2 separate regions of the Homo sapiens genome follow, and region 2 is linked to region 1. A link is an interaction called in ENCODE POLR2A ChIA-PET data of the cell type or tissue named here. Cell type or tissue: HepG2. All regions are shown on one strand. Links, peaks and the distances in the headings refer to the core of each region. The heading gives the core; the rest is flanking DNA.

Evidence for each region. Peaks named below come from ENCODE experiments on the same cell type or tissue, not always from the same donor. Only the 100,000 strongest peaks of a DNase experiment are listed, where the experiment ranks them.
Region 2: POLR2A ChIA-PET joins it to region 1 with 6 read pairs; 2 of 35 experiments call an interaction of 5 or more read pairs at or near these places.

The regions. Positions count from the first base shown.
Region 1 is chr9:6,771,977-6,787,498 of GRCh38, reverse strand. The region is part of intron 1 of KDM4C (lysine demethylase 4C); the gene reads right to left. Among named protein-coding and RNA genes, the nearest start is that of KDM4C, 22 kb to the right of the region's middle. RefSeq lists enhancers at 10,020-10,179, 9,917-10,508, 10,509-11,100, 11,693-12,285, 15,372-15,522. In HepG2, for the core only: no CTCF peak of the experiment used is centred there; DNase peaks (open chromatin) are centred at 5,858, 7,428 and 7,928.
Region 2 is chr9:6,576,995-6,592,516 of GRCh38, reverse strand. It overlaps GLDC (glycine decarboxylase), which reads left to right. Exons shown (of 25, transcript NM_000170.3): 11 at 294-374; 12 at 3,225-3,322; 13 at 3,815-3,899; 14 at 4,075-4,116; 15 at 5,234-5,376. Among named protein-coding and RNA genes, the nearest start is that of GLDC, 61 kb to the left of the region's middle. RefSeq lists an enhancer at 1,414-1,708. In HepG2, for the core only: no CTCF peak of the experiment used is centred there; DNase peaks (open chromatin) are centred at 106 and 1,576.

The DNA of each region.
Region 1 (15,522 bases), core at 5,207-9,206:
CACCTTGGGAGGCCTAGGCAGGCAGATGACCTGAGGTCAGGAATTTGAGACCAGCCTGGCCAACATGGCAAAACCCTGTCTCTACTAAAAATACAAAAATTAGCCAGGTGTGGTGGTGCGTGCCTGTGATCCGAGCTACTAGGGAGGCTGAGGCACAAGACTCACTTGAACCCCGGGGGCGGAGGTTGCAGTGAGCCAAGACGGTGCCACTGCACTCTAGCCTGGGCAACAGATAAAGACTCCGTCTCAAAAAACAAACAAATGAAAAATGGCTCTGACAAGAAATTGAGGCACAGAAATTGTTAAGACATGCAGCAAATTAGTGGCTACTAGAATTAAACCTAGACCTTGACCTAGTTTGCTAACTGGTCTAGGAAATATACTCTGCCAGTTTCTAGCATCACTACTCCCTTGATTACACAAAACTATTTCTACCTACAAATCAGATACATAGATTAAAGACCTAGATAGCTTAGGTTTTAGACCTTTTTCAATCTTGGAAGTTAATATAGGATAATCATAAAATTTTAAATATGTTAAATAATCTAAAAAGTTAACTTTCACTACACCACCCAGATCTTTGCCAATATGATGGGCAAAAAAGTATGGTTAAGTTTCATTTATTTGATTCTTAGTGACAGTGATCATTTTTGAACACACATAGCCATTTGCATTTCTTTTTCTGGGAGGTGCCTACTTACATTCATTACATTTAAAAGGTATTTATATTAATAAATGTTCTGTTCCTTGAGTTCTTCCTAATCTATATTTATCATTACTAAACTTAATCATGCTACAATTAAATCCCCAGTCCCTCTTGTTTCTCTTTTACCTTTATTTTTCTGAACCAAGAAGAAACAGAAGTTTAAAATGTTCTTCCAGTAATGTTTCCAAGTCACAGGAAAATAGGTATATCTTAAAACAAGCACCACTATGATTTTTAGCTGAAGGTGATAATCATTTTTTTAAATGCTACCCTTCTTTTGACTGAGTCCACAAAGTGAATGACAATACTATCTCTGAAGGCAACTGTTATCTTGCTTCCACAGAGCTGGTCTTCAATGTTTCTGAGACCACCTACAGCAAAAACGATATTTATAGCAAGTACCCTAAGAATTTTTTTAATAAGCTAAAGACCTTTCCATTGAATAAAGTCCAGCACTAACTCATATAACAACCCATGTTTGTTTCTGAAAATTTTTACATTATGATAAAGGACAAACATCTACTCTCCTTGTTCTAATGAGAACGTGTCTTTATTTGGTAATAAAAAAGAAACCAAGTCTGATGCTTTCCGGCCAAATGTAATACTCTATCCAACATTGCCTTCCTTCCCTGTCTACACCTGTGTTTCTGACTTGTATTCTCTTAAACAACTTCTGTGGGAGGAGTAAAAACTGACAGCTCTCATTGTGTATTAGTTTCTCCAACAAAGCCTGCCACAGAACTGATGTGCACTGCTGCCTCTGAAGAGAACAGTTCAGTATCTACTTTAAAACACAGCCCTCTAGGAACCTAAGCACTCACAGTTAGCAGACTATGTCTCTGGCTAGAAAAAGAAGGATTCTGGGCCCTACCTGAGGTGATGGAGTCTGGCCTTTCAATCCCAACACTCAGCACACTGGGTGTGGCCTCACAGGAGCCAAGCAAGCTTCTGCTCTGCACACTGCTTTGGCTGGGCATTGTTAGGGATTGACTTGTGTCCCCCCAAAAGACACGCTGAAACCTAACCCCCAACACCTGTGAATGTGGCCTTATTTGGAAATAAAGTTTTTGCAAATGTAATCAAGTTAACATGAGGTCATATTTGATTAGGGTCGGCCCTGATCCACTATGACTGGTGTCCTTTTAGGAAGAGAAGAAGCCAGGCGCAGTGGCTCATGCCTGTAATCCCAGCACTTTGGGAGGCCAAGGTGGGCAGATCACCAGGTCAGGAGTTCAAGACCAGCCTGGCCAATACGGCAAAACCCTGTCTCTACTAAAAATACAAAAAAATTAGCCAGGCATGGTGGCGGGTGCCTGTAATCCCAGCTACTGGGGAGGCTGAGGCAGAAGAATCGCTTGAACCCGGGAGGCAGAGTTTGCAGTGAGCCAAGATCGCACCACTGCACTCCAGCCTGTGTGACAGAGTGAGACTCCATCTCAAAAAAAAAAAAAGAGGAAGAGGAGAAGAGACAGACACAGGAAAGAGTGCCATGTGAAGATGGAGGCAGGGACTAGAGTCATGCAGCTGCAAGCCAAGGAATGCCAAGGACTCCTGGCAAACACAAGAAACTACAACAAAGGCTGTAAGCAGATTCCTGCCTAAATCCTTCAGAGAAAACACGGTCCTGCCAACACCTTGATTTTGGCCTTTAGCCTCCAGAACTGTGACAGGATAGACGTCTCTTGTTTTAAACCATCCCAGTTTGTGATAATTAGTTACATTAGCCCTAGGTAACTAATACAGGCATGAAGGGCCAGACTGGAGGGAAAGGAGAAGAGGACCACGTTCTCCAATCTTAGCTTTATCAACAGCAAAGCTCCTAATACTCTGACTTTTCATCTAACTTCATCCTTCTCAAATGGTTCTAAACTGGGGAGGAAAAGGGAAGTCGCAGGCCACCTCCACAACTCTCCATTAATCGTTAGCACATCTACCCAGTTATTGAACCACAAGAGGGCTTGAAAGGGCCCCCCAGGCCTGGGCCCCAGCTTAGAAAGCAACACAGCAAAGAAACTCCCTGAGCCTCCTGACCATTTTTGCCTAAGCCAGGACTCATTTCTCTCTCACAAGTCCAAGCAGCTTTTATTTCATCCGTTTCATCCCATTCCGATCACCACTCCATCTTGTTCCACCTGCCTGCTGAGGCCAGGGGTAGGAATGGAAGAGCAGACTCAAGGAGATAGTTCTGGAACAGAGTGCCTTGGATCCTAGACCAAAAGGATTTTTTTTTCCTCTTTTCTTTTGCTATAAAGAATACAGTGGGCCGAGTGTGGTGGCTCACACCTGTAATCTCACCACTTTGGGAGGCCAAGGTGGGTGGACCACTGGAGGTCAGGAGTTCACAACGAGCCTGGCCAACATGGTGAAACCCTGTCTCTACTAATAATACAAAAAAAATTAGCCAGGCATGGTGGCATGTACCCGTAGTCCCAGCTACTTGGGAGGCTGAGGCAGGACATAACAGACCTAACTGGATTTTTATTTTCTCCTCAGGACCAGGAACAATAACTGGATTTTAATCCCTCCCACATGCCTCCTCCACTTAGTAGCTGTGTGACCTCAGGAAAGTTACTTAAATGAGGCCTCTGCTTCCCCATCAGTAAAATGGGGTAACATTACCTAACCAACTGCATTGTGATGGGGATCCAGTAAGCCACTAAATGTAAGAATTTAGCATATTGCCAGGCTATAGTAACATCTGCATGCTGGCTTTGAAAGAAAGAAAAAAAAAACATTCAAATTAAATATCTTCCATGAGCTTCTTCCTCACTGCCTACAGATGCTCAAATTTCTCCCATATAACTTTCAAAGGCTTCCTGTATGTCATGTCCCCTCCTAGACTCACCCAAGCTACAGCCTTCTCTCCCCAGCCTCTCACAGACAAACCCCAACAGAGAACGGGGTTTCTTTGTCAGTTCACCTCCTGACTCAAATCTTCATCTGCAATCTGATGTCTGCCTCCACCAATGGATTGAAATCACTCCAGAAAAAGTTGCCAGTAACTTTTTAATTGCTACAATCAATATGTTGTTTTTAGTCCTCTTACCAACCCTTCTGCAGCCTCTGAAACCAGAAAAGCCTCTCCAGGCACAGCTTTTGTGGGTGGTGGGCAACTAGCCCCTCCTCACTCTCTGATGGTCACTGCACTCTCTGGAACTCCTTTCCATGCCCCTATTCCTCAGCGAACCCCTCCACTATTGGTATGCTGCAAGTCTCTTTCTGCAGTTATCTTCCCTTTCCACCAAACACAGACACTATGGGAGATTTCATCCATGCTGGCCTCAACTGTCCTTCCCAATACACCTCGGAAAAATGCTACATGGGCCTCTCTCTCATGAATCTCAGTCCAGTCTGCTAGGCACAGTCATTTGAAGATGAGTATAAAGCTGTATAGAGACAATAATGAATCTAAAACTTAACAAGGATAAAAACGAATCTGTCCTCCAAAATCTGCTTCTCTATCCCAGTCTTGGTCCTTATTCATTCAATCCATCCACAGTTTAGCTTGCCTCTTTGTGGCCAGCACTGACCACAGCTAATCCTCAAAGAGCTTACAAGTGCAGGAAAGAACAAGTACACAGGCGGTTATTATACCACAGGTCAGGTGCTGCAATAAAGGGAAGCAGAGAGGACCACAAAACCCTTTAGAACAAGAACAGTGGGAGCTACCTTTTACCAGGGTAAAGGTGGAGAAAGAAGTGAAAAGTGAAAGCATCTCCTACACACCAAGCCCATCCTCTACTGCACGGCCAACATCAGAATCCCAAGAGCCTTCCCAAGCCTACCCTCTCTTACTCTCCACTTCTAAGTGGTGACCTTTGTAGTCAATTCAACATCCTGAGCATCTTTCACATCCATTCTCTAGTCTCCATACCAACTATTACTATCCCGAGTGACTTCTGTCGTTCTTTTCTTCAACCACCCCAAGAGTCTTTGCTGATTTTCCCACCTTTAGTTCACCACCGTCAATTCTCTTCCATACATCTATATAAACATAAAGCAAACTTTCTAGACACAAAACTGATGATGCTATCCCTCTTTTAAACCCTTCAATAGCTCAATATCGTTCCAGTATGGAGCCATGAATCTAGCTCCTGCCTTTCCCCTCCCTCCTCAAAGACCCCTTTTGCCCACTTGAAACCTTTGCTTCACTTTAAACCACTCGATGTTCCCAAAGGAGTGAAGCCATTTCCCTCCTTTGCTGTGCTATATATAGACATATGTGTCACGTGTACGCCGTTACGAATACCTTCTGTGAGCAAGACATCTGTTAAGTGCATTAATGTTCATTCTCTTAATTAAATCTCATAAGAACTCCATTGAGAGAGGGACCATGAATATCCCTATTTCACTAATGACAGAGAATAAAATGCTTGCTCAAGGTCCCAAGTTAGTAGGAGCAGAAGATGGGAAATGAGCCTAATCTGAGATTCTACTCATAACTGCTTTGCTATTTGCTTCTCCTATCCTCAGTGGTGCCTATCTGGCAAAACTCATCTTTCAACTTTATCTTACACGTTGACTCCCTTATGAAGCTTTTTGGGCAACACTCCCCACCAACTGACAACGTCCTTTTTAAATGCTCTCGGCACTCCACACACGTCATCAATCTTCATTATTCACAGATTCCGTATCTACAAATTTACCTACTCACTAAAATTTATAACCAGGCCAGGCATGGTGGCTCACACCTGTAATCCCAGCACTTGGGAGACCGAGGTGGACAGATCACCTGAGGTCAGGAGTTCGAGACCAGCCGGGCCAACATGGTGAAACCCTGTCTCTACTAAAAGCACAAAAATTAGCCGGGCATGGTGGCAGGCACCCGTAATCCCAGCTACTGAGGAGGCTGAGGCAGGAGAATAGCCTGAACCCAGGAGGCTGAGACTGCAGGTGAGCCGAGATAATGCCACTGCACTCCAGCCAGCCTGGGCACAAGAGTGAGGTTCTGTCTCAAAAAAAAAAAAAAAAATTATTTATAACCCCAAAATCAGTATTTGTATCACCATTTGTATGGTCATTCACAGACACGCATAGCGCAATGAAAAATTTGAATTGCCCAATGCACACATTCCCAGCTGAGGCCAAACAAAGGCTTTCTTGTTTCAGCTCTCATAATGCAAACAAGTGTCCATTCTATGGTCTATTTAGTGCCATGATTTTTGCACTTTTACACTGTCTGTTGGTGATTTAGCTGCTTAAAATGGCTCCCAAGCATAATGCTGAAGTGCTGTCTTGTGTTTCTAAGTACAAGAATACCATGGTTTATGGCTATAGCTATATGGCTTATGACAAAAATTCATGTTACATAAGGTTGGTTCAGTCATGAGTTACAGTGCTGTTGGCAACAAATTTAATGTTAATAAATCAACAATTATATTTTAAATACAGTGTCTTTAAAAAAAAAACACAAAAAACAAGATTATGTATTGATCAGTTGATGAAAATGTTCTGACCAGAGGGTGACAGGAACCTAAACTTGTACTTCCACTAGGAGCAACATTTCAGTATTTACTAGTTCATTGTTCATGATGACTTTATAGAACATAACTACTGCAAATAATGAGAATCAACTATACCTTGGCCCTTGTAATAAGACCATTCAGAAAAATCCCCTGCCCCAAAGAAGCTTCCCAGCCTACAGGGGTAAATTCAGGCAGCCACTCCTACAGACTACAATTGACTAGCCTGGCACAATCACTTCCCCGGGACTCAGAACTAGAGAGCAGAGACAATGCCATGAGGGGCTACAGCAGCTACTGTCTGCTATATGCATAAACAGAAAATGAGAGAAGGAAAGAGATCAGCAGAGAAAAGTAGAATCAAGAGAATGCAAGGCCCCAAGAAAGATGAAGGGACCAAAAAGCCAAGACTGAATCATCATAGGCATAATGAAATCATGAGCTCAATGCCTGAAGAATCTGCACCTTCAAGAGACTGCATTCTGGAGAGCTGAAATCTACATTATATGAGACATTCCAAATATGATTAAAGTCGCTTTTTTTTTTTTTTTTTTTTTTTTTTGAGAGGGAGTTTCACTCTTGTTGCCCAGGCTGGAGTACAATGGCGGAATCTCGGCTCACTGCAACCTCTACCTCCCTGGTTCAAGCAATTCTCCTGCCTCGGCCTTCCCAAGTAGCTGGGATTACAGGTGGACAGTATCACACCCGGCTAATTTTCGTATTTTTTGTAGAGACAAGGTTTTGCCATGTTTCCAGGCTGGTCCTGGACTCTTGAGCTCGAAGAGATCTGCCTGCCTTGGCTTCCCAAAGTGCTGGGATTACAGGTGTGAGCCACAGCACCTGGCCAATTTCTCTTTCGTTTTTTTGTGGGTTTGTTTTTAATAACAGTATGAGAATTAGGATACTTGAGAAGCAATATGAGCCAGAATCCTTGCAGATGTTTACAAATTCCCGATCTCTTAACTTTTTACTGTTATAATTCCCACACCTCGTTTGAGATTAAAAATAAATTACCTCATCTTTAATGGTGCTTTCCAAAGGATTCAACTTAAATTTGGTAGAAACAATAACACCGCTGTATTCACAGCTAATCTATTTACATAATTTTTAATTATATCTCATACTTACACAGCTGGCATAAACTGGATGGGAAATACTGTTGACCTGCTGAGTATTCAACTGGTATTTGGATATATTAACAATAGGCATAGCCTACTTAGCCCTGTGTGTGAGGTCAGTGGTGTTCTTTAGAGAGAATGTATGGTATCCCTTATCTGGTTAAGATAAGGGTGAGTCAGAGCTACTATAGTAGGCCAGTAAGATTAAGTAGCTGTAGGTGGCTGGCTAGTTTGCTTAAATAGCTCAATTAGTAATTGCATTCAGTGCTACAAAATGAATTTTGAGCCACTCAGGTTAATTTCATAAAGATTACACCAATGAACCAATTATTAGAAAGGATTATTATCAAAACGCAAATAGGAGTGAATAAACCTCCATGTGATGCACATCTGGTATTTGTAAAACAGCAGGTTTCCCACTTGCCATTGTCATCAGTTTATATTTGATAATAGCATCAGTCATGATTCAATTACCCATAGACACTGCTCTGGTTAACTTAAGCAGAAAGGGATTTGATATTGACTGGTGTTAGAGCACTGTTGAAGGTTGCAAGAGCAGACTCTCAGCTCAATCCCCAGGGATGTCTCCCAGAACACTGCTGCAGCAGGAGCTGTCAAGGGAACTGCCACTGCTACTACAAACAGAAGATCAGGGTCCAAGTTCATAGCACCTTGACTGAGATCTGGGGAGCAGGAAGTTGCTGTGGAACCTGTTTGTTTCACGAACACACCAAATTAGTTATGATCTAGGGGTCAGGAATCGTGCCAGAACTATTTCTTCAGACCCAAGCTACTTCTGCTAGATCTACTCCAGCAAGAATGCCTTACAGGTTTCCACTCTCTCCTTACCCTGCTCAGTTCTGAATCTAAGTCTTTTCATATTAAAAGACTTTAATCAGCCAGGCACGGTGGCTCACGCCTGTAATCCCAGCACTCTGGGAGGCCGAGGTGGGCAGATCACGAGGTCAAGAGATCGAGACCACGGTGAAACCCCATCTCTACTAAAAATACAAAGAATTTGCCAGGCATGGTGGCGGGCACCTGTAGTCCCAGCTACTCGGGAGGCTGAGGCAGGAGAATGGCTTGAACCCGGAAGGTGGAGCTTGCAGTGAGCCAAGATCACGCCACTGCACTCCAGCCTGGGCGACAGAGCGAGACTCCATCTCAAAAAAAAAAAAAAGACTTTAATCAGGCCTGGTGAGGTAGCTCAGGCCTGTAATCCCAGCACTTTGGAAGGTCAAGGTGGGTGGATCACCTGAGGTCAGGAGTTAAAGACCAGCTTGGCCAACATGGTGAAATCCTGTCTCTACTAAAAATACAAAAAATTAGCCAGGCCACTTGCACTCCAGTCTGGGCGAACATGAGACTCCTTCTCATAATTAAAAAAAAAAAAAAAAGGCACCAAATCTCCACCTAGATAGACGAATCTCACAAATGTAACACTGTGACACAGAGTCTTGCTCTGTTACCCAGGCTGGAGTGTAGTGGCATGATCCCAGCTCACTGCAACCTCCGCTTCCTGGGTTCAAGAGATTCTCCTGCCTCAGCCTCCCAAGTAGCTGGGATTACAGGCATGTGCCACCACGCCCCGCTAATTTTTGTATTTTTAGTAGAGGCGGGGTTTCACCATGTTGGTCAGGCTGGTCTCAAACTCCTGACCTTAGGTGATCCTCCCAGCTTAGCCTCCCAAAGTGCTGGGATTACAGGCGTGAGCTACCGCACCGGGCCTTGGAAAAATCTGATAAACTTTTGTATTTAGCTGTGGAAGCAGAGAGCTGTCACTTGAGTGAATAAGTTATTTAGCTACAAAGGCCTGAAACCCAGGAATGGTGGGGTGGCTCATGCCCATAATCCCAGGACTTTGGGAGGCCCAAGCGGGAGGATCACCTAAGGTCAGGAGTTCAAGACCAGCCTGGCCAACATGGTGAAACCCTGTCTCTACTAAAAATACAAAAATTAGCCAGGGGTGGTGGCAGGTGCCTGTAATCCTAGCTACTCAGAAGGTTGAGGCAGGAGAATTGCTTGAACCCAGGAGGCAGAGGTTGCAGTAAGACGAGATCATGCCACTGCACTCCAGCCTTGGTGACAGAGCAAGACTCTGTCTCAAAAAAAAAAAAAAAGAAAAAATTAGGCAAGCATGGTGGCATGCCTGTAGTCCCAGCCACTCAGGAGGCTGAGGCAGGACGATTCCCTGAGTCCAAGAGTTCAAGGCTGCAGTGAGCTATGATTTTGCCACTGCACTCCAGGCTGGGAAAGAGTGAGATCCTGTCTTTATGGGGAGAAAAAAAAAAAAAAAGGCCTGAAAACCTGTATGTTTTGAAGAAAAATGATGGAATGATGGGACTAGTTATCCTGACTATCAAACTGAAGAATTTCAAGTTTTTATGGCTTGCAGTTGGAAACCATTTCAGTTTCCAATTACAAACCATTTTAAATCTAGAGGATGGCTTGTTAAGAATGTTACATTTGATTAGCCAAACATGGTGGAAGCAGGTGGAGGTTGCGGTGAACCAAGATCGCGCCACTGCACTCCAGACTGGGCGACAGAGCAAGACTAAGTCTCAAAAAAAAAATTTTAACTTCAAGGACCTGGGGGCAATAAGGAGAACAGATATAACAACTTTCTTGTCTTAGACAGGTAAAGGGAACAATCTCAAAAATGTAAAACACAGGCATTCACTACTGAAAGAGCTACACTCACTACAGAAAAGATAAAATGAGGCAGATCACATTGTCATTCTAAAAGTCCTCCCACAGCCCCGGAGATGTGCCCAGCTGAAGCTGAAGGAAGACTCTTTGCATGACTTAACAGCTGGGGCAGCTAACATTTAAGTACTTAACATGAACATCAAGAGGTTAACAAACTCACTCAAAAGCAGCTTTGAAAAGATAAAACCTAGCAGTTACTGAGGTTTTGCTGAGAACGTAAGTGGCAGAAAGGAGTAGAGAGCTTTGGGTGCTTAAGGTCTGCTTCCACCCTGCTGTAGATGAAAACACCAAAAGTATAATATTAATAAAAAGAATTCTTCCCAGATAGCTGCCTAAATTGACCAAAATCCAAAGGAAATCAACAACAGCAATACAGATTAGACAACTGACTACAGAGTAAGTGAAAATCTGTTGTTTCCTTACTTGGGGGTAGGGGATGAAAATACAGAAGGGTGAGGAATCCTGGAAAAGTTGACAATACAAGACAATAAAAACTTAAGGGTCAAACTCAATATACAAACCTAAGTGCTATAGGAATTCCTGGGGAAAAGATAAGACTACAAATGGGCACAGTAGGAGAAGCCTTTAAAAGGTGGGATTGAGGCCCAGCACGCGGGCTCACGCCTGTAATCCCAGCACTTTGGGAGGCCGAGGCGGGTGGATCATGAGGTCAGGAGTTTGAGACCCACTGGCCAAGATGGTGAAACCCTGTCTCTACTAAAAATAACACAAAAATTACCCGGGCGTGGTGGTATGTGCCTATAATCCCAGCCACTCGGAGGCTGAGACAAGAATCGCTTGAACCCAGGAGGTGGAGGTTGCAGTGAGCTGAGATAGCGCCATTGCACTCCAGCCTGGTCAAAAAGAGCAAAACTCCAACTTAAAAAAAAAAAAAAAAAAAAAAAGTGGGTTTGAGACAGGCCTTGAAGATAAATGGGACTTGAGCCAAAGAAAGATGTGTTGAGGCTGGGCACAGTGGCTCACGCCTGTAATCCCAGCACTTTGGGAGGTCAAGAGATCAAGACCATCCTGGCCAACATGGTGGAAACTCTGTCTCTACTAAAAATACAAAAAATTAGCTGGTCGTGATGGCATTGGCCCGTATTCCCAGCTTCTCGGGAGGCTGAGGCAGGAATCACTTGAACCCGGGAGGCAGAGGTTGCAGTAAGCCGAGATCGTGCCACTGCACTCCAGCCTGGCAACAGCGCGAGACTCCATCTCAAAAAAGGAAAGAAAGATGTGTTGAGCGGGGCATGGTGGCATACACCTGTAAAGCCTGTAGTTCCAGCTACCCAAAAGGCTGAGGCAGGAGAATACCCAGAGCCCAGGAGTTCAAGGCTTCAGTGAGCTACGATCGCACCACTACATTCTAGACCAGGAGACACAGTGAGGCCTCCATCTCTAAAAATAAAAAAGAGAAAGGTGTGTTATCCTTCTATGGGATATACGGAACGCACAAAAATAATTTTTAATTGTTCATGTATCAAAAGTAACAATGGTTCTCAACCAGGGGTGATTTTGTATCCTTGAGACATTGGCAATGCCTGGAGACATTTTTGTCACAAGAGGAAGAGTTCAAGTTGCATCTAATGGGTAGATGCTGTTAAACATAAAAAAGTCCCCACAACAAGGAATTACCAAGCACCAAAACATCAGCAGTGCAACTGTTTAAAAACCATTTGTCGCTGGGCGCAGTGGCTCATGCTGTAATCCCAACACTTTGGGAGGCCGAGGCAGGCGGATCACCTGAGGTCAGGAGTTCGAGACCAGCCTGACCAACATGGAGAAACCCCGTCTCTACTAAAAATGCAAAATTAGCCAGGCGTGGTGGCCAATGTCTGTAATCCCAGCTACTCCGGAGGCTGAGGCAGAAGAATTGCTTGAACCTGCGTGGTGGAGGTTGCAGTGAGCCGAGATTGTGCCACTGCGCTCCAGCCTGGGCAATAAGAACGAAACTCCATCTCAAAAAAAAACCATTTGCTAGGGCCTCAAGAAATTCTAGCGTAAGTTCAACAATAGACATGTACAATAATGTTCATTACAGCATTTTCATAAGAACTAAAAACTGAAAACTCAAAAATCAATCTACAAGAAAATAAGGAAATGAATCACAATATATTCACCCGATGGAACTACACAGCAGTGAAAATTAACAAATCATAGCTACTCCCAGGAATATGGATGAATCACCAAGCAGGATGGCTCACGTCTGTAATCCCAGCACTTTGGGAGGCCGAGGCAGGCTGATCACTTGAGGTGAGGAGTTCAAGACCAGCCTGGCCAACATGGTGAAACCCCATCTCTACTAAAAATACAAAAATTCGCTGGGTATAGTGGCATATGCCTGTAATCCCAGCTACTCGGGAGGCTGAGACAGAAGACTTGCTGGAGTCCAGGAGGCAGAGGTTGCAGTGAGACAAGATTGTGCCACTGCACTTGCACTCTGACCTGGGCAACAGAGAGAGACTCCATCTCAAAAAAAGAAAATAAATATGGATGAATCTCAGAAAGCCTTAAACTAACCAAAGCGTAAGTCCATTTTCACAAATCTGAAATCAAATTTAATCTACTCTTTAAGGATAAATGCATAAAAGACAAATCCATTTTTTTAAAGCAAGGGCATATGGAACACAAAAATCAGGACATGGTTGCCAAGGAGAGAAGATGGATGAGATAGAAGAGAAACATACAGTGATATCTGGGTGAATTCATAGAACTATACCATGTCTTTTGCATGCCCCAAGTATCATATAAAACCTTTTTTAAGATGAAACAATCAATATAGGTAATATATTTCTATAAATATCTGCAAGAAAATATTTTAATGCTATGTTAAAATTTTTTTTTTAAACACTCTGTCACCCATGCTGGAGTGCGGTAGCACAGTCTCAGCTTACTGCAATCTCCACCTCCCAGGTTCAAGTGATTCTCCTGCTTCAGCCTCCCAAGTAGCTGGGATTACGGGTGTGTGCCACCACACCTGGCTAATTTTTGTATTTTTAGTAGAGACAGGGTCTCGCCATTTTGCCCAGCCTGGTCTCAAACTTCTGGGCTCAAGTGATTCGCACACCTCGGCCTCCCAAAGTGCTGGGATTACAGGCATGAGCCACCACGCCCAGCGTAAAACTGTTCTTTAAGAAATCCCTCTGTATGTCAAGCAATTACTCTTGAGTTTTTAAATTTGACAGTTCCATATGTTTGTATATTACCTAAAGGAAGACAAACCTGCATGCCTGGTGAAGGACTGTGAACCCAACAGAGGACTGTAGACTGTTTTTTCATTGTATTTTGTTACATTAATTTCAATGTCTAGGGTGGCCAGGCACGGTGGCTCACACCTGTAATCCCAGCACTTTGGGAGGCTGAGGCAGGTGGATCACTTGAGGTCAGGAGTTCGAAACCAGCCTGACCAGTATGGTGAAACCCCGTCTCTACTAAAAGTACAAAAATTAACCAGGTATAGTGGCATGCGCCTGTAGTCCCAGCTACTCAAGAGGCTGAGAAAGGAGAATTGCTTGAACTCGGGAGGCGGAGTTTGCAGTGAGACTCCATCTCAAAAATAAATAAACAAATAAATAATAAAAATAAATAAAATAAATGCCTAGGGTTTGGTTATGCATTTGTATCCAAGCCCTTAAAATGGAAATAACTTGCCTAGGTCTCTTCCCCCAATCTTACTGTATTATACAACCAGTAACACATCTACAATACCTATACTTTTTTTTTTTTTTTTGAGACAGAGTCTCACTCTGTCGCCCAGGCTAGGGTGCCATGGTGCGATCTTGACTCACTGCAACCTCCGTCTCCTGGGTTCAAGCAATTCTCCTGCCTCAGCGACCTGAGCAGCTGGGATTATAAGCGTGCGCTAACACACCCAGCTAATTTTTGTATTTTTAGTCGAAACAAGATTTCACCATGTTGATCAGGCTGGTCTCGAACTCCTGGCCTAAGTGATCTGCCCGTCTCAGCCTCCCAAAGTGCTGGGATTACAGGCATGAGCCACCACGCCTGGCCTATGAATACCTATACAAATTAAACTGACAGATTAAATGGACAATCAAGTGTAGCTCATTTGGTAAAATACCTTTAACTTTTAAATAATCATAAACTATAACATCAACAATGACACTGGCATTAAATAAATAATTTGTCTAAAGTATCTGCTTTCGTTTTTTAAAAAATGGTAATTTATGGTAGCATTTGCACATTGTGGCTGGGCACAGCCTGTAACTCCAGCACAATGGAAGGCTGAGGCAGGAGGATCGCTTAAGCTCAGGAGTTCGAGATAAGGCTGGGCAATATAGGGAGACCCTGTCTCTCCAAATAAAATTAAAAAATTAGCCAGGTGTAGTAGTGTGCACCTGTAATCCCAGTTACTCAGGAGGCTGAGGCAGGAGGATCACTTGAGTCTGGGAGGTCGAGGCTGCAGTGAGCCATGATCTCACCACTCCACTCTAGCCTGAGTGACAGAGTGAGACCTTGTCAAAAAAACAAAAAAGAAAAAGAAAAGCCAGGCACTGTGGCTCACACCTGTAATCCTAGCACTTGGGGAGGCCGAGGTGGGTGGATCACCTGCGGTCAAGAGTTCGGGACCAGCCTGGCCAACATGGTGAAACCCCATCTCTACTAAAAATACAAAAATTGGCCAGGCATGGGGGTGGCACGCACCTGTAATCCCAGCTACTCAGGAGGCTGAGGCAGGAGAACTGCTTGAATCCGGGGGGCAGAGGCTGCAGTGAGCCAAGATGGCGCCACTTCACTCCAGCATGGGTGAAAGAACGAAACTCCATCTCAAAAAAAAAAAAAAAAAAGTAAAAGAAAAAAAATCAAAGAAAATAATCTGTGCCAGGCGCAGTGGCTCACACCTGTAATCCCAGCACTTTGGGAGGCCGAGGTGGACAGATCACTTGAGGTCAGGAGTTCAAGACCAGCCTGACCAACATGGATAAACCCTGTCTCTACTAAAAATACAAAATTAACCAGGCGTGGTGGTGCATGCCTGTAATCCCACCTACTTGGGAGGATGAGGCAGGAGAATCGCTTGAACGCAGGAGGCGGAGGTTGCGGTGAGCCAAGATCGTGCCATTGCACTCCAGCCTGGGCAACAAGAGCAAGACGCCGTCTCAAAAAAAAAAAGGACCAGTCTGGCCAACATGGTGAAACCCCGTCTCTACTAAAATACAAAAATTAGCCAGGCATGGTGGCAGGCACCTATAATCCCAGCTACTCAGGAGGCTGAGGCAGCAGAATTGCTTGAACCCAGGAGGCGGAGCTTGCAGTGAGCCGAGATCGCGCCACTGCACTCCAGCCTGGGCAACAGAGTGAGACTCTGTCTCAAAAAAAAAAGAAAAACAGACTGTTCTCCTACGAATATTAATTTAGAAACCTAACTCATTTACTTTCTAAATCCTTATTTTTATGTAACTGGATTGATAAAGGGAGAAGGCAGCCAAACAAGGCCATTCCAACAGTTTCCAAAATTTGCATTTCACAGGAGTGTTAAGTTCACACTGAAAGCCTGCTGGGC
Region 2 (15,522 bases), core at 6-4,005, 190 kb after region 1:
TCTGATAAGTGGGTTAAGGGAAGAAAAAGATAAGCATGTCTAGCTTCAAAAGGAGTGTCCTGCAGCCATGGAATGTTAGAGTTCAGAGGTGGCTGGCAAAACTCGAAGCCTTGTGAAACCTGGGACTGGTCTAGCCACCTTCCTCTAAGCCTTAGCGTGGAGATAATTGTACCCTGATATTTTGGAATGATGGGATTTTGTTTAGCACTGTCTCCCCTTTGACCTCTCTTGGGATTCCTCCAGTGATGTGGAGTTTAGAGTTGATGTTTTCCATTTTGTTTGTGTTTCTGTAGCTTGGTATTTCTCTTGATGAAACAGTCAATGAAAAAGATCTGGACGATTTGTTGTGGATCTTTGGTTGTGAGTCATCTGCAGTAAGTAAAATAAAAACATGCGTTCCTCATCATAACTATTGGAGGTGGTAGCAAAAGTAGCTTATCCCCTGAGTGTGAGGGAGAAGGGGCCCAAGTGTGACACTGGTAGCTTGTTGTTAAAATTATTCCACTGACTATCCCTTGCTAGTCACTGCTGACAGCTGGAGGTCACTGCTGTAGGGCTCCAGCCAGTATTATGCACCCAGGCTAGTTGGAAAGATTGTTAATGGTGTTTCATTGAAAGTGCCTCTAGGCTGGGGATGGTGGCTCATGCCTGTAATCCCAGCACTTTGGGAGGTCAGGGGGGCGGGGGGGCAGATCACCTGAGGTCAGGAGTTCAAGACCAGCCTGACCAACATGGAGAAACCCCGTCTCCACTAAAAATACAAAATTAGCCAGGCATGGTGGCACATACCTGTAATCCCAGTTACTCAGGAGGCTGAGGTGGGAGAATTGCTTCAACCCAGGAGGCGGCGGTTGCAGTGAGCTGAGATTGCGCCATTGCACTCTAGCCTGGGCAGCAAGAGCAAAACTCCATCTCAAAAAAAGAAAAAAGAAAGAAACTGCCTCTACTACAAAGATGCAAGACATTTGTATCTTGGTTATGTCATTCATTGGAAAATTATGATATTCATTTAATACATATTTATTGAGGACCCAATATGTGTCAGGTGCTATGCTAGGCCCTGAAGACACAGTGGTGAATTAGACATGCTTCTTGTCCTCCTGGTGCTTACAGTTTATTAGGGATTCAGATAAACAAGCTTAAGATTAGAATCCAGGTGACTGATGTGTGAAGATGTTCTGGGAGCTCACAGGATGAGCTCCTTACCAAGAAGATAAGCAGGAGTTATCTAGACCAAGATGGCACAAGAGGGAAAGGAAGATGGGTCCGAGTGTTCTAGACACTGGAGAAAGCAGTCACAAAGGCTGGGAGAGGGAGTACATGAAAGCTATAAGCAGTTCAGTGTAATGAGTTGCTTTCTAAAATAATGAAGTAGTGGGGGAAAGCAAGAGAAAAGTTACCATTCCATGGGATGAGAGTGAAAGAGAGCCGACAGTAGCTACCTAGACCTGTGGCAAGGTGTTAATCACAACAGCCTACACTGCCTGGTGTGTATTAATCACTAAGTAAATATTTGTTAAATGGATAGATGAAAGGAAGTAGAAATACCTTCCAGAGTGCTGAGTGGTGCTGTCTTGCTTATCTGTGCCCTCTTTGAGAGAGGACTTCAAAGGGTTATACCAGATAACATTCATAAATGATCAAAGAAGCATCACAGTGTTCTCTTTTAAACCTCAATTAAACAGGACTGAGTTAGCTCCTTCTCTGTAGAACTCTGCACTAAATTTAATCACAGATATTTGGTTCATGCATTTGAGAAATGTTTCTGGAGCATCACTAAGGGGTCAAGAGGGCCATTATTTTAGTTCATTTGCATTGGAGTACCTGAGGCTAAATAATTTATAAATAAAATAGCTTTATTTGGCTCATGTTTCTGCAGGCTGTGCTGTGCAAGAAGCGTTTGCTTCTGGTGAGGGTTTCAGGAAACTTCCTCTCATGAAGGAAGGGGAAGAGGAGCAGGCATCACATGGCAAAAGAAAAAGGAAGAGAGAGAGAGGAGGGAGGTGCCAGGCTCTTTTTAACAATCACTTCTCATCAGTTCTCATGGGAACTAGTAGAGTGAGAACTCACTCATTACTGTGAAGACAGCGCCAAGCCCATCTTCAACACTGGGGATCACATTTCACCCTGAGATCTGGAGGGGACAAGTATTAAATCTGTATTAGTCATATTATTAGCCTGGCAAGGAATGAGGATCAAGCCATGTATTGATTATATATTCTGGATATTAAATCCTTATCAGATATATGACTTACATATATTTTCTTCCATTCTGTGGGTAGTCAGTCTCTTAACTTTCTTGATAATGTTCTTTGATGCACACACATTTCAAATTTTATAGAAATTTAATTTATCTAATTTTTATATATGTTTATTGTTTATTCCTTTGGTGTCACATTTAAGAAACCATTGCCAGATCCAAGGTTATGCAGATTAGCCCCTATATTTTCTTTTTTTTTTTTAAGATGGAGTCTTGCTCTGTCGCCCAGGGTGGCGTGCAGTGGCATGATCTCAGCTCACTGCAAACTCCACCTCCCAGGTTCACGCCATTCTCCTGCCTCAGCCTCCCGAGTAGCTGCGACTACAGGCACCCGCCAACACGACCGGCTAATTTTGTATTTTTTAGTAGAGACGGGGTTTCACCATGTGAGCCAGGATGGCCTCGATCTCCTGACCTTGTGATCCACCCACCTCGGCCTCCCAAAGTGCTGGGATTACAGGTGTGAGCCACCGCGCCTGGCCTATTTTCTTCTAAGTTTTAGTAGTTTTAGCTTTTAAATTTACATCTTTGGCCAGGCTCAGTGGCCCATGACTGTAATCCCAGCACTTTGGGAAGCCAAGGCAGGCAGATTGCTTGAGCCCAGGAGTTTGTGACCAGCCTGGGCGGCATGGTGAAACATCGTCTCTAGAAAAATACAAAAATCAGCCAGGTGTGGTGGCATGCACCTGTAGCCCCAGCTACTCAGGAGACTGAGGTAGGAGGATTGAGCCCAGTAGGGCCAAGGCTACAGTGAGTTGAGATCGTGCCACTGCACTCTAGCCTGGGTGCTAGAGAAAGACCCTGCCTCCAAAAATATTAAATAAATAAATAAATAAATAAATAAGTAAAATTATATATTTGATCCATTTTGAGTGCTTTGTGGCCCAGCCACCCAGAAGCCTGGATGTCCACATGTGGCTCCAGGCACAGTTCTGGCCCTATCATCTCTGTGTTTCTCCTTCAGGAACTGGTTGCTGAAAGCATGGGAGAGGAGTGCAGAGGTATTCCAGGGTCTGTGTTCAAGAGGACCAGCCCGTTCCTCACCCATCAAGTGTTCAACAGGTTTGTGTGTCTTGTGTGACTTCTGCGTTTTGTGCTTTGGTAATCAGCTAGGGAGTTAGGCAGAGTGCTGCTGCTGATTTCGCCTGCTGTGGCCTGGTTATTCTGGCTCAGCCGTGGCTCCCAAGTATTTCATCCTCATAACGATCCCGTTCCTGACTTGGGAAAAGCACACTTTGTTTCCTGGTGGCTCTGCTCCCTTGGCAGTCAGGAAGCAGGGATGAATAATTGCCAGGCTGAAGTTCACTCCCAAGAGCCCTATATCCTCTTCTTCCCAACCTTCAACTCATACCCACAGTCAGCTTCTTGTCCAAGACATCCTCTGAGGTTTGTGGGGGTCTGTGCCCTTCTCTCTGAGTGTAGTTGACATATTGTCCGTGGCCAAAATTGATCTGCATTTTGAAAGTAGATTTCGGTGTGTCTTATATGTCAGGAGGATGTGCATGGACTCATATCTACTTTTGGGGCCCCTAATTCTGTGTTTTGTGTTCACAGCTACCACTCTGAAACAAACATTGTCCGGTACATGAAGAAACTGGAAAATAAAGACATTTCCCTTGTTCACAGCATGATTCCACTGGTAGTTATTTGTGGCCTTTTTTCTCATTTCCAAGCTACCCCAATCCCACGTCTCTTGGTCCTACCTAATATGCTCCAAGAGCAACAAAGGGGTGGCCATGCTGGGAGAATGGAGGGTTGATTGATGGACTATAGAAAATCACTAATGTGATACATTTTGGATGTTCTTCTTAAAGGGATCCTGCACCATGAAACTGAACAGTTCGTCTGAACTCGCAGTAAGTAGCTCACTTCTGTAAGTGGATACTCAGCAAGGGGCAGTGTTCTAGCTTCCACCTAAGCCCAGAACTAGTGAAATCTACTGGGACTGTGATTCTGTGATTGAAGAACTATTTTAATAATTCTTTACCTTGCTATTCACCAATCTTGGGAGTAACCCTGTATTTCTCACGACTTCATCATTTAAATGTATGGGTAAACTTATTATTTTTTAATAAAATTAATTAAATGTATATGGTATTTATGCCTTTCTATCCTATCCCTCCCCCACCCCCACCCCCTTTTAAACCTGTCATATTAAAAGCTTTTTTAAAAAAAATTGTTTATAGTTCTAAATCTCAGGTAGAATTACGAACCTTAAGCCGTCTTTCTAGAAATCATTCCTGTATCAGAAAGATAGGGATTCAAGTCAACAGAAGATTTGTGCAACTCGCTGTTGTGGTTGGCAAGTATCTCTACTAGGCCAGGATCCATTTTAGCGAAGCTTTTTTTTTCTTTCTTTCATTTCTTACGTTTATTCTGAAGTGACATATCATATCAGACGAAAGAAATCATTTTATATCATGATAAGAATATTTCCCTCTCTATTTTTTTAAAAAATAGAGTCAAGGTCTTGCTGTGTTTGCCAGTCTGATCTCAGACTCCTGGCCTCAAGCAGTCCTCCCACCTCAGCCTCCCAGAGTTCTGGAATTATAGGTGTGAACCACTGTACCTGGCCTTCCCATTTACTTTTGTGTTTGTTTCTTGTTCCACTTAGTGAAGAAAGAGAACAATCTATTGCTATATAAGAGTTTATGCCAACCATACCTGAAGCAACTCATTGTGTTTCATGGAAAGAAATCTGTTTTGGGGGCTTTTCTTCCCTGAAAAGTTAGCAAAACATTGTATTTTTGTGTAAGTTCCCTTTTTGGACAACTATGTCCCACTTTTAAATGAAGACAGTAACGGTACTTACCTTATAAGGTTGTGGTGGAACTTAAATAAATTAACATATGTATAGCGCTTAGAACAGTGCCTGGCACATAGCTTTTCTCATCATCGTCATTATTATTAAAGTTATTATTGCTATTGCTATTATAATATGTATATATGCATTTTTGTTTTCTTTCTTTTCAGCCTATCACATGGAAAGAATTTGCAAACATCCACCCCTTTGTGCCTCTGGATCAAGCTCAAGGATATCAGCAGCTTTTCCGAGAGCTTGAGAAGGATTTGTGTGAACTCACAGGTTATGACCAGGTCTGTTTCCAGCCAAACAGGTAAGGGCATTTCTTTTCTTATTGTTTCAGCAATCTATTCTTGTATAGCATACACCACAAAACTTAAAGGCTTAGAACAACAACTTTTTTGTGTTATTCTGTGACTTGCTAGACAGTTCCACTCCACTGGGGAGAGCATGGCTAGAAGGTGCATCGTGTTCTCCCTCACATAGCTGGTGAGGAGCTGTGGGCTGGGAGTGCATTTGAGGATGTTCACTAGGGCCATAGTTTTTCTCCATATGGGGCTTTCCTTGTAGTTCCTTGAGCTTCCTTGTTCCTTACAGCACAATGTCGGGGTTCAGAATGCGTGTTCCCAGATGAAGCATGGAGAAGCTGCAAATCTCTAATGGCCGAACCTCCTAAGTTACACTGCATCCCTTCCAGATTAGTCTATCTATTAAAGCAAGTCACGAGGCGAGCCCAGATTGAATCGGGGAGGGGACAACACCTGGGTGTGAATTTTGGTAGATGTCGTTCATTGCGGACTGTCTTTGGAAGCTAGCTTACTACACCTGTCAGTGACACAGCATAAGAAGAAGGATCAAGCACACATGCTGAATTCCAACAAGTGTCTCAGTTTAGCAGGGCCAGGAGAACCTGGATCCTGCTTTGGTAATGTCACTAACTTTGAAAGGTCCCTTCTCCTCTTCCAGCCTCAATTTCTTTGTAAAGGAAAGACTTTGAAGAAGAACAGTGATTTTCAAAAGCAACAGCCTCCAGCAAAATCTCCTGAGCACTTGTTAAAAATACAAACTCCGGGCCCCGCTCCAGACGCACTGATCATAACCTCCAGGGGGTGAGACTAAGACTCTTTATTTTTATTTTTATTTATTTATTTGTTTTTTTAGATGGAGTTTTGCTCTTGTTGCCCAGGCTGGAGTGCAATGGCGTGATCTCGGCTCACCGCAACCTCTGCCTCCTGCATTCAAGAGATTCTCCTGCCTCAGCCTCCCGAGTAGCTGGGATTACAGGCATGTGCTACCACACCTGGCTAATTTTGTATTTTTAGTAGAGATGGGGTTTCTCCATGTTGGTCAGGCTGGTCTCTAACTCCTGACCTCAGGTGATCCGCCTGGCTCGGCCTCCCAAAGTGTTGGGATTACAGGTGTGAGCCACCACGCCTGGCCTAGAATCTTTATTTTTAAGACAAGACCAAGTGATTCTAATACACAGTCAATTTGGAATCCCCTGGATTTGTGGTCTCTCTGCCTTCATGATGATAGATGACAGATGGACCGATGGACAGATGATAGATAGATAGATAGATAGATACATACATACATACATACATACATACATACATACATAGATGAATGATAGATGGGCAGGAATCATGTTATCGGTATGTGAGTTTACATTTTAGAATATCTTTAGAAAATGAGTTATGGTATCTGCCCCTAGGTTCTTCACCTCCTGCTGCTCAAAGTATAGTTCTCTACCAGCAGCCTCAGAGTTGACCCCTCTGGGAGCTGGTTAGTAATGCAAAATTTCTGTTTCAAGATGCCCTACCTTCTGTTTTGTAACATAGACTACACAGCAAAGCCATTTACTTTGTAAAAACAATACACCCTATAAAATACAAACCCTTTGGGAAGAGGGTATGTGGCAATGAAAGGATACAGTGCTCTCAATTGCGTCTTAAAGTCTCACTTCATAAATAGGTAGGAGCTGATAGCATGAAAGTCAAGCTTTAGTATACCTTCTTTAGAACTTCATTACTTATTTTTGTTTTGTTTTAAGAGACAAACCTCAGTGAATTCTGAACCTTGAGTCTATGATAGTTATTAAATGTTGAAAATTAAGAAATTTCGCCCTCTAGTGACGGAATATAATCACATTTTCACTGTCATATTGGAGAGTGATTTTTCAAGACTATTTTAATTCTGGTTATTAGCTCTTGCAGTAAATTGTGATCCCAGCCAGGATCCCAGAAGACTGACCTAAGAATCAGGAAATTTGTCTTCTTAAAGCAGTGGTTTACAGCCTTGGCTAGGAATTAGATCCCATGGTGACTTTATAACATCCCTGATGCCCACATCACAATCCCAGATTGAATCATAATCTCAATGGAGAATGACTGGGGTGAGGGAAGGGACCCAGGCGTGAGTATTTCTTTAAAGTTCCCTACATGATTCCAACTGCAGCCAAGGTTGAGAACCAGTGTCTTAGACATTTCTCCGCTGTTTTTCCCTACATACCTGGTGTTCTTTCTTTGTCCTAATTTTTCTCATTCATATGATGGACAGTGAGACTCCACACCCTATCCCAATCTTGCAGAGGGTAAGAGATCTTCATCATGATGTCGTTCCTGGCAATGATGTCTTCTCCAGTTCCTGAGATTCCCAGCTATACCATCCATTTCCAAGAGCTGATTTGAGCATGGCAGGGGCTTTGCACAATGTTTAGGCTTAGATAAAGGAATGAAGGATGTTTCTGGTCATGAGCAGAAGCTGCTGTGACAGATGAGAAAATGCCTTATTCTTTGTTGAGAAAGTACAAGGGCCATGCTTCTGGTGAGTAAAGCAATTTGATGTCTTAATTCGCAGAAAAAAGGAAGGGATACACCACATATTCCATATATAAGTGATTTTTTTAACCTTGTTTCAATCCTATTTTGGCTTATTTGTGCTAATCTCTGCACAAGTGGGTGACACATTTCTTGTCTTATAATTATTCTGTGTCTACAACAGGGCTTACATATTGGCTAATTTGTCATGATTTACTGCTGGCTAGAGTCCAGTGAAATCTAGGGGACCTATATGCACGTCACATTTTTTGTAAGAAGAAACACAGGTTTCTTGACAACTCTGCACAGAGGGAGAATTTCGAATACCATGTCAGCCACTGATGTTATACTCAAAATAGCAGGTGCAGTCACAGGTGTCATCAAGGAACCATTTCCTGGTAATTTCATTTATACCTGACTAATTAGAGTCAGTCAATGTGTCTGTAGAGTTCTGTAGTCACAAAAAGTTTTGAATCTGAATGTTTCCTTTCCCTTTCATTATTGTATGATATTTCAGATATAACCATAGCATAATTTTTAGGAAGTAGCCTTAGTAGTATTTCACAACTCTAAAGTATTTTTTATTGTGGTAAAATATACATAACACAAAATTTACTGCTTTACGTATTTTTAAGTGTACAGTTCAGAGGCATTAAGTATATTCACACTGTTGTACAGCCATCACCATTATCCGTCTGAGAGCTTTTTGATTTTCTCAAATTCAAGCTCAGGACCTGTTAAACAGTAACTCTTCGGTTCCTCTTTCCCTTTTTCCCTGGCCCCTGGCGGCCTCCATTCTACTTTCTGGCTCCATGAATTTGACTACTTTAGGAACCTCGTATAAGTGGATCATACAATATTTGTCCTTTTGTGTCTGGCTTATTTCACTTAGCATAATGTCTTCAAGGTTCATCAATGTTGTGGCATGTGTCAGAATTTACTTCCTTTTTTCTTTTTTTCAGACAGGGTCTCATTCTTTTGCTCAGGCTGGAGTGCAGTAGCAGGATCTTGGCTCACTGCAACCTTGGCCTCCCAGGCTCAAGTGATCTTCCTGCTTCAGCCTCCCGCTTAGCTGGGACTACTGGCACGCATCACTATGCCTGGCGATTTTTAAAAGTTTTTGTAGAGACAGGAGTCTCACTACATTGCCCAGGCTGGTCTGGAACTCCTGACCTGAAGTGATCCTCCTGCCTTGGCCTCCCAAAGTCCTGGGATTACAAGCATGATCTCCTGCGCCTGGCCTACTTCCTTTTAAGGTGGAATATTTCATTGCATATATATAGCACATTTTGTTTATCCCTTCATCAATTGAGGGACACTTGAGTTGTTCCATCCTTTCGGCTATAGTGAATAATGCCACTTTACATTGATGTACAAGTATCTAGTTGAGTCCCTGCTTTCAGTTTTTATTTTGGTATATATTCAGAAGTGGAGTTTTTGGATATAGGGTAATTTTATGTTTAATTTTTTGAGGAATCGCCGTACTGTCTTCTGCAGGGGTTGCACCATTTAACATTCCCACCAGCAGTGCACAAGGGTTCTGATTTCTCCACGTCCCCCACCAACATTTGTTATTTTCTGTTTCCTCAAGTAATAGCAATTCTGGTAGGTGTGAAGTGGTATCTCACTGTGGTTTTGATGGACATTTCCCCAATGATTAGCAATGTTGAGCATCTTTTCATATGCTTACCATGCATTTGTACATCTTCTTTGGAGAAACGTGTATTCAAGTCCTTTGCCCATTTTTTAATTGGGTTTCTTGGGAGATTTGTTGTTGAGTTATAGCAGTTCTTTTTTTTTTTTTTTGAGACGAGGTCTCGCTCTGTCGCCCAGACTGGAGTGCAGTGGCGCGATATCGGCTCACTGCAACGATCGCCTCCCGGGTTCACGCCATTCTCCTGCCTCACCCTCCCGAGTAGCTGGGACTACAGGCGCATGCCACCACACCCGGCTAATTTTTTGTATTTTTAGTAGAGACAGGGTTTCACCGTGTTAGCCAGGATGGTCTCGATCTCCTGACCTCGTGATCCACCCGCCTCGGCCTCTCAAAGTGCTGGGATTACAGGCGTGAGCCACCGCGCCCGGCCCAGCAGTTCTTTATATCTTTTTTTTTTGAGATGGAGCCCTGCTCTGTTGTCCAGCCTGGAGCGCAGTGGCGCCATCTCGGCTCACTGCAGCCTCCACCTCCCAGGTTCAAGTAATTCTCATGCCTCAGCCTCCCGAGTAGCTGGGATTACAGGTGCCTGCCCCCGTGGCCGGCAAATTTTTTTGTATTTTTAGTAGAGACAGGGTTTCGCCGTGTTGGCCAAGCTGGTCTCAAACTCCTGACCTCAGGTGATCTGCCCACCTCGGCCTCCCAAAGTGCTGGGGTTACAGGCGTGAGACACCATGCCCGGCTTTTTTTTTTTTTTTTTTTTTTTGAGACGAAGTCTTGCTCTGTCGCCCAAGTTGGAGTGCAGTGGAGCAATCTTGGCTCACTGCAACCTCCGCCTCTCAGGTTGAAGCAATTATCCTGCCTTGGCCTCCCAAGTAGCTGGGATTACAGGTGCCCGCTACCACACCTGACTAGTTTTTGTATTTTTAGTGGAGATCGGGTTTCACTATGTTGGCCAGGCTGGTCTCAAACTCCTGATCTCAGGTGATCCTCCTGCCTCAGCCTCCCAAGGTGCTGGGGTTACAGGCGGGAACACCACGCCCAGCCTATATGTTCTAATTCCTTATCAGATATATGATTTGCAAACATTACCTATCATTCCATGAATTTCCTTTTCACTGTTTACAGTGTTTTTTGATGCACAAAGGCAACTCTAAATATACAATAAATATAAAGGATTTGCACCTTATCTAGCATAATGTCTGTGGCCTTCTCTGGTAAATATTAGCTTTTGGTCAACCTGGATAGTCTAACCTTTATCCACTCTTAGTCCATTTTTATTTACATTAACTTTTTCATTCCTACTATTCATGATCTACCATGGTGCAATTTAGATTTATATTCTGTATTATCTGCCTTGACCTGACCCATGAGAGCGACATAGACCCTGACTGGAGAGGAGGCCTTTGCACTGGAAATGCTATGTTATTGACCCAGATACCAGTTGGCCCTGAATGCTGGTAACTGTCTGTCAGAGACGCCACTATGCCTCTGGTATGCTTGTGTCTTATTTGGGGTTTCCCAAAATCAGACCCTGAAACAGGAACTTCAGTACAAGAAGTTTATGTGGTTGCTGATCCCGGAAAGCACAGTGGAGAAGTACAGAGGTGAGACAGGGAAGTGAGGAAAGCTGGAAAAGGTTGTATTAGTGACCAGGTTATCACCATCACTGTATGGGATCCTAGAGATCAGTCCCATTGGGGGCACTGAGGGAGACTGGATGGAACATGCCTCCGATTTGTCCCAGTGAAGAGCTGAGGAAGCCAGAGTATTTACCAACTGCTCCTTCGTTGCCCGGGAAGGACTGAGAAGCTGGAGTTAGCAACACTTGTTCTTCATTTGTTGAAGGCTTCACCCCGGGGGCCTTAACCCCTCAATACTTGAGGCTTGATAGTTATGGGCTGTCTTTCAACCAAGAACGTGCCTGGCAGAGAACACCCTCAGGTGGAGAGGCAGAGATGCTTGAGTTCATATACGGTCATTTTATGTCGGAGCTGTCCACAGAAGCTGGAAGTAAGCTTCAGGATGAAACAAAGACCTGTGAGCAGCACAATGATCCTGTCTGCTACAGGTTGCCTATAGTAGGCATGGCCTTTGGCAAATGGATAATAAGTATTATATAACTAGATTAAGGAAGAAGAGATGCCAGTGCCTTTCAGGGGAAGATGGCAGCCTGAGTGGGTCCTGAATGGAGAAGGGGACTGATAGGCAGGTAGGATCAGGAAGTGTTATGGAGCAGATGGGCTTGCTGCCTGATGTGCACAGAAGCCAATAACTATGGCACCAGCTTTTGAGAAAAGAAGGGCTTTATTTATTGCAAAACCAGCCCGCAAGGAGACAAGAGTCAGCTGAAATTTCTCTCCTCTATTTGGGATCTGGGGCAAGTTTTAAGGGATCAGAAGGCAGGGGAAGGGATTTGGGAATGCTGGCTTGGCAAGGTCTAATTAGAGGGCTTCAGATTTGACAGCTTACGGTAAGGTATGCTGAGCCCTACATCTTCCGGATCAGTAGACCCCTCACTTCTGAAGAAGTTCTGGCATGCAGGGTCTGGTTCTCTTCCAGCCTTGTTGGTTCCGAGGGGCGGAATCCCTGGTTCTGGGTGTCGTTAGAAGTCAAAGCTTTTTCTATTGCACATTCCCAGACTACATGACTTGCAACTGTGGACTCTGTTATAAGGTAACTCAACATTTTGTTATCAACAGAACAGGCCCAGTGTGGGCTGGTCCTGCAATTATAGAAGCAGAGAGCCTGCAAGAGTCAAGGAGCCCTAGGGTGAGGGTAAGAGTTCTTTGGGGCCTGAAGAGAACTTGGCTTATGGAGATCCACAAACCCTGAGACGAAAGGCAGTTGTCTGAAGGAATGTTCCTGGGTCGAAGGTCTCTCTGGCCTTCAGGGTGCTTCAGGGGAAATGAAGAGTGGGGCCAGGTCTTCCGTAGTTCTGAGACTGTGTGGATTCTAGCCTTTGTAGATGAGGAGATTCTCCCAGTGATGCTCCCACTGCCCCCAACAGAGGACTGACAGCTTGCAGACTGGTTCTGCTGCTGAAGATGTTGCAGCAACCTGAACTCAGCCCTAAGGGTGAATGGAGCCGTAGCCAGCAAAGGGAAAATTTTAGTTGCACACTTCACTGGACCCAGCAACAGAGAGGAAGCACAGGGAGAGTGCTCAGAACAGGTTGCCCGGGCAGCCAGCGTTATAGGCACTGGCGTGAGGCAAAGTCAGCTAGTTATAGCAATACAACTTCGATCTCAGAGCTGGCTGACATTCAGTATTAAGTAAAAAGGACATTCTGCAACTAAAACCATGAGTTTCAATTTTAAACAATCAGGACTGGGCACGGTGGCTCACAGTCCCAGCACTTTGGGAGGCTGAGATAGGAGGATCACGTAAGGCCAGGAGTTTGAGAACAGCCTGGGTGACATAGTAAGACCCCATCTACAAAAAAAATAATAAAATTATCAAATAAATAATCAGGATGGGATACTCTTGAAAACAAAATTAGTGACTTGGAAAGGTACTTGGAGGAAATATTCCAAAACAAAAACCCAAAATATACAGATTAAGGCTGTGAGGGAAAAGTTAAGGAACTCAGAAGACAGATTCAGAAGATTCAGCATTTGGGGATGAGAACATGGAAGAGTTAATTAATATTCATCTGAGGAAGTGAAAAAAAATTGTATAACCAAAATGATGGTAAAAAATGAAATGATTAAAGATAAAAGCTAGAATGAATGACCTAGAAGATAAAATAGTCACAAGGATTAATAAATACAAAAACTGATTATTTGAAAGATCCAGTGAAATCAGTTAACTCTTTTCTTGCCTAAGGAAAAAATATATATATACAAATAAGAAATGAGAAAGAACATACCCAGATATAGATAAGATCCAAAGAATTATAAAGGAATAGTATATGCTACCCTGTGTCAACAAATTTAAAAACATAGAGAAATAAATGATTTCTTAACAAACATTTAGGAACATAAGGGCATGTTGAAAACAGATTAACAGAGGCTGATCACATGGAGTGAAACTAGAAATAACAGAAAGATGAGCAAAATTCACAAATATGTGGAAATTAAATAACACCCTTATAAATAACCAGTGGAACAAAGAGGAATCACAAGGAGAACTGGAAAGTACTTTGAAGCCAGGTGCAGTAGCTCATGCTTGTAATTGCAGTACTTTGGGAGGCTGAGGCAGGAGGATCACTTGATCCCAGGAGTTCAAGACTAGCCTGGGCAACATAGCAAGACCTCATCTCTCCAAAAAAATTAGCCTAGCATGGTGGCAAGCACCTGTGGTCCCAGCTACTTTGGGGGCTGAGGTGGGAGGATCACTTGAGTCCAGGAGGTTGAGGCTGCAGTGAGCCATGATCACGCCACTGCACTCCAGCCTAGACAACAGAGTGAGACTCTGTTTCTAAGAGAAGAAAAAAAGAGAGGAAGTACTTTCCAACTAATTAAAATGAAGATACCGCATATCAAACATCACGGGCTGTAGCTAAAACAGTGCTAACAGGAAAGTTTATAGCTGTAAATAACTACATTAAAAAAGAAGAAAGAGCTGGGTGCCATGATTCATGCTTGTAATCCCAACACTTTGGGAGTCTGAGGTGGGAGGATCACTTGAGCTCAGGAGTTCAAGACCAGCCTCGGCAACATAGTGGGACCCTCTTTGTACAAATTAAAAAATTAGCCAGGTGTGGTGGCATGCATCTGTGGTCCCAGCTGCTTGGGAGGCTGAAGTGGGAGGATCACTTACACCCAGAGGTCTAGGCTGCAGTGAGCCATGTTCACACCATTGCACCCCAGCCTGTGACAGAGCAAGATCCTGTCTCGAAAAAAAAAGAAGCCTGGACCAGATAGTGAGACTTAGTCTCTACAAAAAATTAAAAAAGTAGCTGGGCACAGTGGCGTGTTTCTGTAGTCCCAGCTACTCGAGAGGCCGAGGCCAGAGGATTGCTTGAGCCCAGGAGGTTGAGGCTGCAGTGAACTGTGATGGTGCCGCTGCACTCCAGCCTGGTTGACCCTGTTTTAAAAAAGAAAAAAGAAGAAAGATCTTAAACCAACTTAATCTTCCACCCTAAAACAACAGAGAAAGAAGTACATTAAGCTCAAAGCAAGCAGAAGGAAGGAAAGAATCAGGATTCGAGCAAAAAAAAATCAATAACGTAGAGATGGGGAGCAGGAGAGGAGGGGAATTATAAGAAAATAAAATATAGTGAAATAAAATTTAGTACAACAGATGTTAGCTGCGTAAAACTGCGTGTGTGTGTGTGCACAGGGGCATAGGTGGAAAGATGTATGAAAGGATGGGACTCAAACAGTTGTCTCTAGGTGGTAGAATATCAGGTGATTTTACTTTTTGTCCTTATGTTTTTAGATTATTTAAAATTTTTAAAGCCTTGATCATATGTTATTTAGTCAATTCAAAAAAGATATTTTTATGGTGGAGAACATGCGTATTGTGAAACAACTAAATGCATAGTAAGTTGGTTATAGGCTCATTTGCACCTGGTTCTCCTGATCTCAGAGGGTTCCTCCATCAGCTGATGGATATGGGATAAGGTTGGCTTTGAAGCTTGCCCTGGGGCTGGAGGCAAAACATAACCACCTCCATCTGCCCTAGCGGCACCTCTATCCTAATAAATACAGTGAGGTAGTCTCCCAGGGCACCCAGTTCAAACTCTGCAGAATAGGATAATATTTAACATCAAGTGGACTCAGAATACAACTCTCTGGTTCTCAAATGACCAAGTAGCAGAATGAAATGTAACTTTCAGGCCTGCATCTGGATTTCTCTGCGTGTGGCGCTGCTGGCTCTGCCTCATCCTTGCTGCTGTGCCTTTCCGCGCTGTCTTCTCATCCAGGGCATTTCTGTGTTATGCGCACAGAAGGCTTTTGTTCTTTCTGCAGTCATTCCCTGCCCACATATATGCTGCAGCAGGGACCTTTCTCTTTGGTGAATTTTCTTTCTAAGAGAG